2 separate regions of the Homo sapiens genome follow, and region 2 is linked to region 1. A link is an interaction called in ENCODE POLR2A ChIA-PET data of the cell type or tissue named here. Cell type or tissue: Panc1. All regions are shown on one strand. Links, peaks and the distances in the headings refer to the core of each region. The heading gives the core; the rest is flanking DNA. Region 1 overlaps MGA (MAX dimerization protein MGA). Region 2 overlaps EHD4 (EH domain containing 4).

Region 1 (5,380 bases), core at 311-5,310:
CAGGCTGGTTTTGAACTCTTGACCTCAGGTGACCCACCTACCTCAGCTTCCCAAGTGCTGGATTACAGGGGTGAGCCACTACATCTGACCAATTATTATTTTTTATTTTTATTTTTAGACAGAGTCTGGCTCTATTGCCTCAGCTGGAATATAGTGGCGCGATCTTGGCTCACTGCACTTCTGCCTCCCAGGTTCAAGCAATTTTCCTGCCTCAGCCTCTGGGGTAGCTGGGATTACAGGTGCCTACCACCATGCCCGACTAATTTTTTTGTATTTTCAGTAGAGGTGGGGTTTCAGCATGTTGGCCAGGCTGGTCTTGAACTCCTGACCTCAAGTGGCCTGCTCACCTCAGCCTCCCAAAGTGTTAGGATTATAGGCATGAGCCACTATGCCCAGCTTAATAGTGATTATTCTTATTTTTATTTTTATTTTTTTTTTTAGACAGAGTCTTGCTGTGTCACCCAGGCTGAAACGTAGTGGCGTGATCTGGGCTCACTGCAACCTCCGCCTCCTGGGTTCAAGTGATTCTCCTGCCTCAGCCTCCTGAGTAGTTGGGACTATAGACGCATGCCACCACAGCCAACTATTTTTTGTATTTTTAGTAGAGACGGGGTTTCACCATGTTGGTCAGGATGGTCTCGATCTCTTGACCTCTTGATCCGCCCGCCTTGGCCTCCCAAAGTGTTGGGATTACAGGCGTGAGCCACGGCGCCCGGCCAATAGTGAATATTTTTAAAGCCACTGATGTTTCTAGCTTATTTGTCTCTCTTCTTAGTTCCAGACCTCTAGATCAAAATGTTCATTATTATAGAGAATTCCAGCTGAATTTTTCTTTTTACTTTAAATCCTCCCCTTTTTTTTGCATTAGCTATGATAGTCATTCAAATCGGAAACCTCTGCATTGTTTTTGCCTCCTTACATAAATCTGTTAAGTTATTCTCCTATTGATGTATATTTGGATTGTTTCTAGTTTTTGACTGTTATGAATAAAACTAGTACGAACTTTCTTACACGTGTCTTTGGTGGACATACGCACTAGTTTCTTTTTGTTACATGTCTAGGAGGAGAATTGCTGGGTCATACAGTAGGCATACTTTTAGTAGACACTGCCAGAATTTTCCAAAAGGATCATACCAGCTTATACTTCCACCAAAAATGTATGATGAGACTTCCTGTTACTTCTACATCTTTGTTAGCACATGTGGTATTGTCTTTTTTGTTTTTAGCTATTCTGGTTTCACTATCTTTAGAGGCTATTGCTGCTTTTTTTTTTCCCCTTTCTTTTTTTTTGAGTCAGGATCTTGCTGTTTGTTTCCCAGGCTGGAGTGCAGTGGCAGGTTCATGGCTTGATGTAGCCTTGACCTCTTGGGCTTTACTGATCCTGCTGTCTCAGCCTCCCTAGTAGCTGGGACTACAGGCATGCACCACCACGCCCAGTTAATTTTTAAAAAAGATTTATGTAGAAATGGGATCTTGCTATGTTGGCCAGGCTCGTCTCAAACTCCTGGCTACAAGGATCCTCCTACCTCAGCCTCTGAAATTGTTGGGATTACGGGAGTGAGCCACTGTGCCCGGCTCTTTAGAGGCTTCTAATTCCATTAATGGATGACTGCTTATTTCCTGTAAGTAGAAATTCATCTTTGCCATCCCCTTTTGTATGTTTACCTATTTCTTCTTTTTAAAAAAATTATAGCTGTAGAGGGCAAAATCAATTCATACCCTCTTTTACGTGACCTTCAAACATTTGGGAAAAAATTATACTCCTTTATGATTTCTGTTATCTTTTATTCAGTCATTCACTAAGTGTAACAGAATACCTTTTAGTTTCAGGTACTTTTCTAAGTACCAAATAAAACAAATTCCTGCATTATGGATCTTAGGTTTTACATAATTCCAACCTAAGCACAGATCATTCAGCTTTTCCATGTGTGACATAGTTTTCAGATGTTTTTCTGTTTGGTTAGTTGATTGCACACTACCATGGGTGCACCTGGAGTTTCTGGCACATATATTTTTCTCACAAGAAAGCTCATCAGAATGCAAGTGAGTGAGAATGACATTATTATAGAGAGAGTCACTCTGGTTTGATTTTTTTTTTTTTGAGACGAAGTCTCGCACTGTTGTGCCAGCTGGAGTCCAGTGGTGCAATCTTGGCTCACTGCAACCTCCATGTCCTGGGTTCAAGTGATTCTCCTGCCTCAGCCTCCCGAGTAGCTGGGATTTCAGGCACCCGCCACCAAACCTGGCTAATTTTATGTAGAGATTTCACTACGTTGGCCAGGCCGGTCTCATGATCTGCCCGCCTTGGCCTCCCCAAGTGCCGGGATTACAGGCGTGAGCCACCGTGCCTGGCCTGGTTTGATATATTTAAAACAAGAATTAATTCACAAATGTCAATATTAGACAAATATGAACAGTTTTACAAAAATACTGTTCCCACAATCTAGAATCCTGGTTTTTTTTCTCAACATTGTACATTCTATGGCAGGCATTTTTAAGGGGTGTATTAGTATCTATAAGATGTATTTAATCAGTTCTGTGTTGATGGACCTTGAAATTGTTTTAGTTTTTTTAGCCACTACAAATAATGCTTCAGTAAAATTTCTTACACACATTTTTTATATACTTTTGCAAATACAGTGATTAATTCTTAGGAATGGAATTGCCTAGATCAAGATTTTAAATTTTAATTAATTGCTAAATTATATTCTAAAAGGTTATAACCATTTATATCCCTACCCATAGTACATGAGCCTGCTGATTTTTGTATCATCTTTATTGTCCAAAATACCATCCCCACTGCATAACATCTACCTGGTTTCCCAGCTGCTTTCCCCCCCAAAATCCCATGCTCTATTTGGTAGACAGAAGGATCTTTGAAAAATATGACTTACGGGGATTATGTTCCCTCTTAAAATTCTTCAGTGGCTTTCCATTGCACTTAAAGGCCACTTGCCTGATCTCTTTGGCCTTATCTCATTTATCTGTTGGTGGACACTTGGATAGCTTCTACCTTTTTTCTATTGTGAATAATGGAGTTACGAATTCTTTTTTTTTGGAGATTGAGTCTCGCTCTGTCGCCCCCAGGCAGGATTGCAGAGGTGTGATCTTGGCTCACAGCAACCTCTGCCTCCTGTGTCCAAGCGATCCTCCCACCCTAGCCTCCAGAGTAGCTGCGATTACAGGCACGTGCCACCGCACCCAGCTAATTTTTGTATTTTTATTAGAGGTGGGGTTTCGCCATGTTGGCCAGGCTGGTTTCGAACTCCTGACCTCAGGTGATCCAGCCACCTCAGCCTCTCAAGTGCTGGATTACAGGAGTGAGCCACTGCACCTGGCCAATGAATTCTTTCGGGTATATACCTAGAAGTAGAATTGCTGGATCATATGGTAATTCTATTTTTAATTTTTTGAGGAACCGCAATACTGTTTTCCAAAGTGACTGAACCACTCTATATTCCCATCAACAGTGCACAAGTGTTCTAATTTCTGCTTATCCTGGCCAGCACTTAACTGTTTTTAATAATAGCCATCTTAATGGGTATGAAGGGATAGCTCGTTGTTTTTAATTTGCATTTCCCTAATGATTAACATGTTATGATAGGCATTTTTTCACATTTATTTACCATTTGTATAAGGAGAAATGTTTATTCAAGTGCTTTGCCCATTTAAAAATTGAGTCGTTATTTTGTTATTGAGATGCAGGAGTTCTTTATATATTTTGGATATTAATCCATTAGATAAATGATTTGCAAATCTTTTCTCTCATTCTGTGGGTTGTCTTTTCATTCTTATATAGTGTGTTTTGATGCACAAGTTTTTAATTTTAATGAAGTACAATTTTCCTATTCTTTATTCTCTTACCTGTGCTTTTGATGTTATGCTTAAGAAACCATTGCCAAATCTAACATTAGAAAGAGTTTCCCTTATGTTTCTTACTAAGAGTTTTATAGTTTTACCTCTTAAGTTTAGGTCTGCAATCAATTTTGAATTTTTTTTTTTTTTTTTTGAGACAGAGTCTTGCTCTGTCACCCAGGCTGGAGTGCAGTGGTGTGATCTCGACTCACTGCAACCTGTGCCTCCCAGGTTCAAGCGATTCTCCTGCCTCAGCCTCCTGAGTAGCTGGGATTACAGGCGCTGGCCACCATGCCCAGCTAATTTTTGTATTTTTAGTAGAGATGAGGTTTGGCTGTGTTGGCTAGGCTGGTGTCGAACTCCTGACCTCAAGTGATCTGCCCGCCTCAGCCTCCCAAAGTGTTGGGATTACAGGCATGAGCCACCACGCCGGAGTGTTTTTATTAGTGGTGTAAGGTAAGGCTTCAGCTTCATTCTTTTGCATGTGTGTATCCAGTTTCCCGTCACCATTCATTGAAAAGACTGTCCTGGCCGGGTGCTGTGGCTCATGCCTGTAATCCCAGCACTTTGGGAGGCTGAGGCGGGCGGATCACGAGGTCAGAAGTTGGGGACCAGTGTGGCCAACATAGTGAAACCCTGTCTCTACTAAAAATACAAAAAAAATTATCCGGGCATGGTGGCGCACACCTGTAGTCCCAGCTACTCAGGAGGCTGAGGCAGGAGAATCGCTTGAACCCGGGAGGCGGAGGTTGCAGTGAGCTGAGATTGCACCACTGTCCTCCAGCCTGGGCAGCAGAGCAAGACTCCATCTCAAAAAAAAAAAAAACCACAAAATGAAAAGACTGTCCTTTTCCCATTGAATGGTCTTTGCACCTGTTGAAAATCAATTGCCCACATATGTGCAGATTGATTTCTCAGCTCTCTGTATTCTGTTCGCCTATATGTTTATGTTTATCTTTATGCCAGTGTCACATTATTTTGATTACTAGACATTTTCAAATTGGGCAGTGTGAGACCACCAACTTTGTTCTTATTTTTCAAAATTGTTTTTGCTATTTAAAGCCCCTTGAGATTCCATTTTCTTTTCTTTTTCTTTTTTGAGACTGAGTCTTGCTCTGTTTCCCAGGCTGGAATGCAGTGGTGTGATCTCGGCTCGCTGCAACCTCCGCCTCCTGTGTTTAAGCAATTCTCCTGTGTCAGCCTCCTGAGTAGCTGGGACTACAGGTGCGCACCACTGTGCCCGGCTAATTTTTTGTATTTTTAGTGGAGATGGGGTTTCACCATATTGGCCAGGCTGGTCTTAAACCCCTGACCTTGTGATCCGCCCGCCTTGGCCTCCCAAAGTGCTGGGATTACAGGGATTATAGGCATGAGCCACCGCGCTGGGCCGAGGTTTCATTTTCTACTTCTGAAAAATCCCGTTGGGATTTTGATAAGGATTTTGTTGAATTCGTTCAACACTTTGGGTTGTCTTCCTATTCATGAACATGGGATATCTTTCCATTTTAATTTTTTTCAATAATGC
Region 2 (5,380 bases), core at 276-5,275, 290 kb after region 1:
GCCGCCCCGTCCGGGAGGGAGGCGGGGGGCAGCCCCCACCCGGCCGCCGCCCCGTCTGGGAGGTGGGGGGCGCCTCTGCCCAGCCACCCTGTCTGGGAAGTGAGGAGCCCCTCTGCCCGGCCGCCACCCTGTCTGGGAGGTGTACCCAACAGCTCATTGAGAACGGGCCATGATGAGGATGGCGGTTTTGTCGAATAGAAAAGGGGGAAATGTGGGGAAAAGAAAGAGAGATCAGATTGTTACTGTGTCTGTGTAGAAAGAAGTAGACATAGGAGACTGCATTTTGTTCTGTACTAAGAAAAATTCTTCTGCCTTGGGATGCTGTTAATCTATGACTTTACCCCCAACCCCGTGCTCTCTGAAACATGTGCTGTGTCCACTCAGGGTTAAATGGATTAAGGGCAGTGCAAGATGTGCTTTGTTAAACAGATGCCTGAAGGCAGCATACTCCTTAAGAGTCATCACCACTCCCTAATCTCAAGTACCCAGGGACACAAACACTGCGGAAGGCCGCAGGGTCCTCTGCCTAGGAAAACCAGAGACCCTTGTTCACATGTTTATCTGCTGACCTTCCCTCCACTATTGTCCTATGACCCTGCCAAATCCCCCCCTCGGAGAAACACCCAAGAATGATCAATAAATACTAAAAAAAAAAAAAAAAAAGAGGCAGGGCACGGTGGCTCACGCCTGTAATCCCAGCCCTTTGGGAGGCCGAGACAGGCAGATCACTTGAGGTCAGGTGTTCGAGACCAGCCTGGTTAACATGGCAAAACCTTGTCTCTACTAAAAAATACAAAAATTAGCCAGGCATGGTGGCCCATGCCTGTAATCCCAGCTACTTGGGAGGTTGAGGCACAAGAACCGCTTGAACTGGAAGGTGGAGGTTGCAGTGAGCCGAGAACGTGCTACTGCACTCCAGTGTGGGTGGACAGAGTGAGAGTCTGTTTCAAAAAAAAAAAAAAAAAGAATATGAGTGAACATTTCCTGAGTCTTAAGATAAACAAGGATTTTCTAACCAAAAAATAAAAGATATTATAAAAAAGGAAAAATTGTTAGATTTGATCACAAATATTAAATATATCTGCATGGAAAAACTATTACAAAAATTACAAGGCAAATTTCAAACTGGAAAAACACTTTTACAACTGTGACAAAGGATTGATATCTGTTACTGAGAAAAACATTTACATTTATTTATAAGAACAAGACCAGGGCCAGGCTCGGTGGCTCATGCCTATAATCCCAGCATTTTGGGAGGCCGAGGCAGGTGGATCATGAAGTCAGGAGATCGAGACCATCCTGGCTAATACAGTGAAACCCCGTCTCTTCTAAAAATGCAAAAAATTAGCCGGGAGTGGTGGTGGGCGCCTGTAGTCCCAGCTACTCCAGAGGCTGAGGCAGGAGAATGGCGTGAACCTGGGAGGCAGAGCTTGCAGTGAGCTGAGATCGCGCCACTGCACTCCAGCCTGGGTGACAGAGTGAGACTCCATCTCAAAAAAAAAAAAAAAAAAAAAAAAAGGACAAGACCAACACTTCAAATGAAAATTGGACAAAGTTCACAGACAATTCAGACAATTCACAAAGTAATATGGAAGACAACTATATTTTATAAGTTCAACGTCACTAGTAAGAAATAAACAAATTAAAATAAGTCTGTTCTGGCTGAGTGCCCCATGGCTCACGCCTATAATCCCAGCACTTTGGACTTTGGGAGGCCAAGGCGTGAGGATCGCTTGAGCTCAGGAGTTTGAGACCAGCCTAGACAGCACAGCGAGATCCCAACTCTACAAAAAATGAATAAATTGGCTGGGTGTGGTGGTGCAATGTACCTGTAGTCCCAGCTACTCCAGAGGCTGAGGTGGGAGGATTGCTTGAGCCCAGGAGTTTGAGGCTGCAGTGAGCTATGATGGCATCACTGTACTCCAGCCTGGGCAACAGAGCAAGACCCTATCTAAAACACTTTTTTTTCCTATCAAATTAATTTTAATTAGTTTTACTGGCAGTTTGGTGAATTACTGATCCTCATATTTCTGGTGGGAGTCTAATTTGGAATAACTGTCCTAAAAAAGAAAGATAGATACATAGATTTAGGAATATATATAAGCCTGAAAAAAAAAAAAAATATATATATATATTTTGAGACAAGGCCTCACTCAGTTGCCCAGACTGGAGTTCAGTGGTGCAATCTCAGCTTACTGCAGCCTCGACCACCTGGGCTCAAGTGATCCTCCCACCTCAGCCTCCCAGGTAACTGGGACTACAGGCATGCACCACCATGTCCGGCTAATTTTTGTATTTTTTTTTAGAGATGGGGCTCACCATGTTGCCCAGGCTGATCTTGAACTCCTGGAGTCAAGTGATTTGTCCACCTTGGCCTCCCAAAGTGCTGGGATTACAGGTGTGAGCTGCTGCGCCCAGCCTATTATCTATATTTTTTGAGGCACTAATTTATGCTTAGGCTATTCTAAGAAAAAAACTAGAAATACAAAGATTTATGGCCAAAAATGTTCAGTTCATTGCAACATTATGTATAACAGCATAAAAACAGAAACAACCTAAATGTCCAACCTGTACTATAGATTATGATGTAGTCATTGAAGTTATTTTTGAAGACTATATAATGACATAAGAAAATGCTCATCGTATCATATTAAGCAAAAAAGAACCCCATTTATTAAATTATATTTACACAATCCTCAGTTTTGTAAGCATGAATTCTATGTCTTCATCTAAGTCACTGAGAGAAATGTGAACAGATGGGGTTTGGAACGGATGGAAGGTTCAGCAAAGTCAGCCTCCCTTTTCTGGGTTGAGGCTAGCCCTCTTCCATTCCTCCATTAACTGAACCTTCATCTGGCAATGGTTCCCAAATGTTTCCTAGGGGAGGGCACATAAGAATTACTGTGAGAGATGGTTTAGAAAAACAAAAACAGATTTTGGAGCCTGACCCACAGAGATTTCGACTCAGGAGGTCTGAGGTGGGGCCCTGGAATCCGTGTCAAAAGGCCTCCAAGTGATTCTGATGCACAGCCACGTGCAGAAGGAACCACGGCCTTCTGGTTCGAGGTTTTGAAAAGGACATTGAACACCTTTTGTAAGTCAGCTTCTGAATGTGAGTTAGGGAAGATAATGTCAGGATGGAAAAAGCCTTCCCCCTCCTACATTTCTCCAAATACTCTGTTGCTGCTTGTCAGGTGGATGATGTGACAACTGGCCCAGCTGCTGGCCTGCAGCGCTTCCCTGCTCGGACTGCAGCTGCCAGCGCTCCCCTGCCCACCCCCCGCCCCACCTACTCACCTCCTGCCTACCCCCACCACCCCACCCAGCCCCGCCTACCCTGCAGCTCCTTGCCCTGCTCTTCAGGACTTTTGCTCCAAGTCTTGCCTCCTCTTTGTCTTCTGAGATGCCAGCTGCTCCCTCTCCATGGCTTCCCTTCTGTCCACTTTTCATTCTGCTGAGGTTGTGCTTGTCTTTACCCAAACCCCTGTGATGCTTGTGGCCAGGCCTCCTTCCCCCAGGCCTAGCTGCTGAGAATTTGACGCCTCACATCCCACTCATTCCTCAACCCGCGCCATCTGGCTTCCTTCACCACCACTCACAGGCACACCTCTTGGCAAGGTCACCTGGCTCCCAAAGGCTAATCTACTGGTTCTGTTTCAGTCCTTTTCCTGGAAGCATCTGACACTACTGACCACCACCTCTCTCCCTGGCTTTTGTGGGGGTCATCGTTGCTTTACTTGCCTCGTATCCCCTTTTCTTGGTAGCAGCATCCTCAGGAGCTGCCTTCCCCAGCTCTCAGGCCACGTGGTTGGTGGGGCTGACCTCCCCACTCCCCACATTTCATGCCCCTGCCCCTAAGGATTGGTTCAGGGATGGGCATATGGTCAGGGTCAAACCAATGAGACTCAAGCCTGAGACTTTTACTGGGGCTGCTGAGCCAGCAGAATTCGAGGCTGGAAATGGAGGTGGCCGCCTGCCCACCCCTGAGAAGGAACACAACATGAGGAGGGCCACAGAGCCAACAGAGTCCTGGTGTGTCTCCTGCAGTCCTGGGCCAAGCCTGAAGCTTGCACATCCTGGTCTGATGGGTTTCAGGAAAACGTTCTTATCTTTTTATCTAAGCTAGCTTTGGTTGGATTTCTGTCACTTGCAACCTAAAGAGATCTGAGACAGCACTGAGCCACTACCCTCCCAGGCAATTACCCACCTCTTTGGTACTTTCCCCGGAGGGTCTCCACAAGCTCTGCTTCCTCTCACTTAAGAGTCCTGTGCAAGGACTTCTACTTCCCAGATGCTGGCTACTAAATGCTGACACTCCCAAGTCAACAGACCAGCCCAGATATCTCCCTGAGCTCCAGACCCATGTCTTACCCCTCATGGACATCGCCACCTTGGTGTCCACTCAAACATGACAGGTCTAAATCTAAACTTATCATTATGCCCCATCCTTCCTCTTCTTGGATCCCCATCTCAGTGAACAGCTGTACTCCCCAGTTACCCCAGAAACCGAGGCCTCATGGGTGACACCTCCCCACCCTCACTCCCTGGCCCTCTTTGGGCAGCTAATTCTCTGCTCATTCCTCAGGGCTCAGCTTTTAGGCTGCATTCTCAGGGAGGCAGCCTTTTCCAACCCGCAAGCCTGAATGAGGGGGTCCCTCCTATGCCCCCAGCCACCCTGTGTTTCTAGTGTTACAGCCCTTGTCACTCAGAGCTGTGGCCTGTTGACTCTCTTCTGTGATGGCTGGCCCCAACCCTGAAATCAAGATCATTTGAATAAATGAACACTAGCATCTGTAGGTGTGATCTTATATTGTATATTGAAAATATAGTCTAATTTTCTGTAAAAATTAAATATCTCAATATTTTAGAGAGATCTGTAAAGGGTATAATATTTGGAACAGAAGATTGATTTTCAGGAGCCCCAGTATCTGGATGAGTGTGAGAACCACTAAATAGGACCCATAGTTTTTCTGTGTGAGATTTTATTTTTTTAAAAATAGATGAACCAGGCTGCCTATTAGTGAATGCCTTCACTTCCCTTTTCCTTAATTACTGAGTCTAGAAACTTATCAAGGGAATGAAGCAGGCCTTTGTTCCTATTCAGAATCCATTTCCCTGCTTTTTTGAAAATGAGAACATCTGCCTGCTTCCAGTGTTCCAATACTTTTCATATTCTTCACAATTTCTTAAAAGCCACCAAATACAGTTCTTTGAGCAGAAATGCAAGTTCTTTCATCCATGTGTCCGGCCAGAGATTTCCTGAACCTCGCCTGTGGCAGGCCCTGGGAGAGCTCCTCAGCCTGTGGTTTTAATCCCCTCTTGAACACAGCTGGGCTCCCTTCTGCCATCTCTGGGGCATTTTCTTTGAGGAAAAGGAGGA

What was found. Peaks named below come from ENCODE experiments on the same cell type or tissue, not always from the same donor. Only the 100,000 strongest peaks of a DNase experiment are listed, where the experiment ranks them.
Region 2: POLR2A ChIA-PET joins it to region 1 with 7 read pairs; 5 of 35 experiments call an interaction of 5 or more read pairs at or near these places.

Annotation. Positions count from the first base shown.
Region 1 is chr15:41,674,100-41,679,479 of GRCh38, forward strand. All of the region lies in intron 2 of MGA (MAX dimerization protein MGA), which reads left to right. Among named protein-coding and RNA genes, the nearest start is that of MIR626, 15 kb to the right of the region's middle. In Panc1, for the core only: no CTCF peak of the experiment used is centred there; no DNase peak of the experiment used is centred there; H3K27ac peaks cover 3,025 bases.
Region 2 is chr15:41,962,652-41,968,031 of GRCh38, forward strand. The region is part of intron 1 of EHD4 (EH domain containing 4); the gene reads right to left. Among named protein-coding and RNA genes, the nearest start is that of EHD4, 7.2 kb to the right of the region's middle. In Panc1, for the core only: no CTCF peak of the experiment used is centred there; no DNase peak of the experiment used is centred there.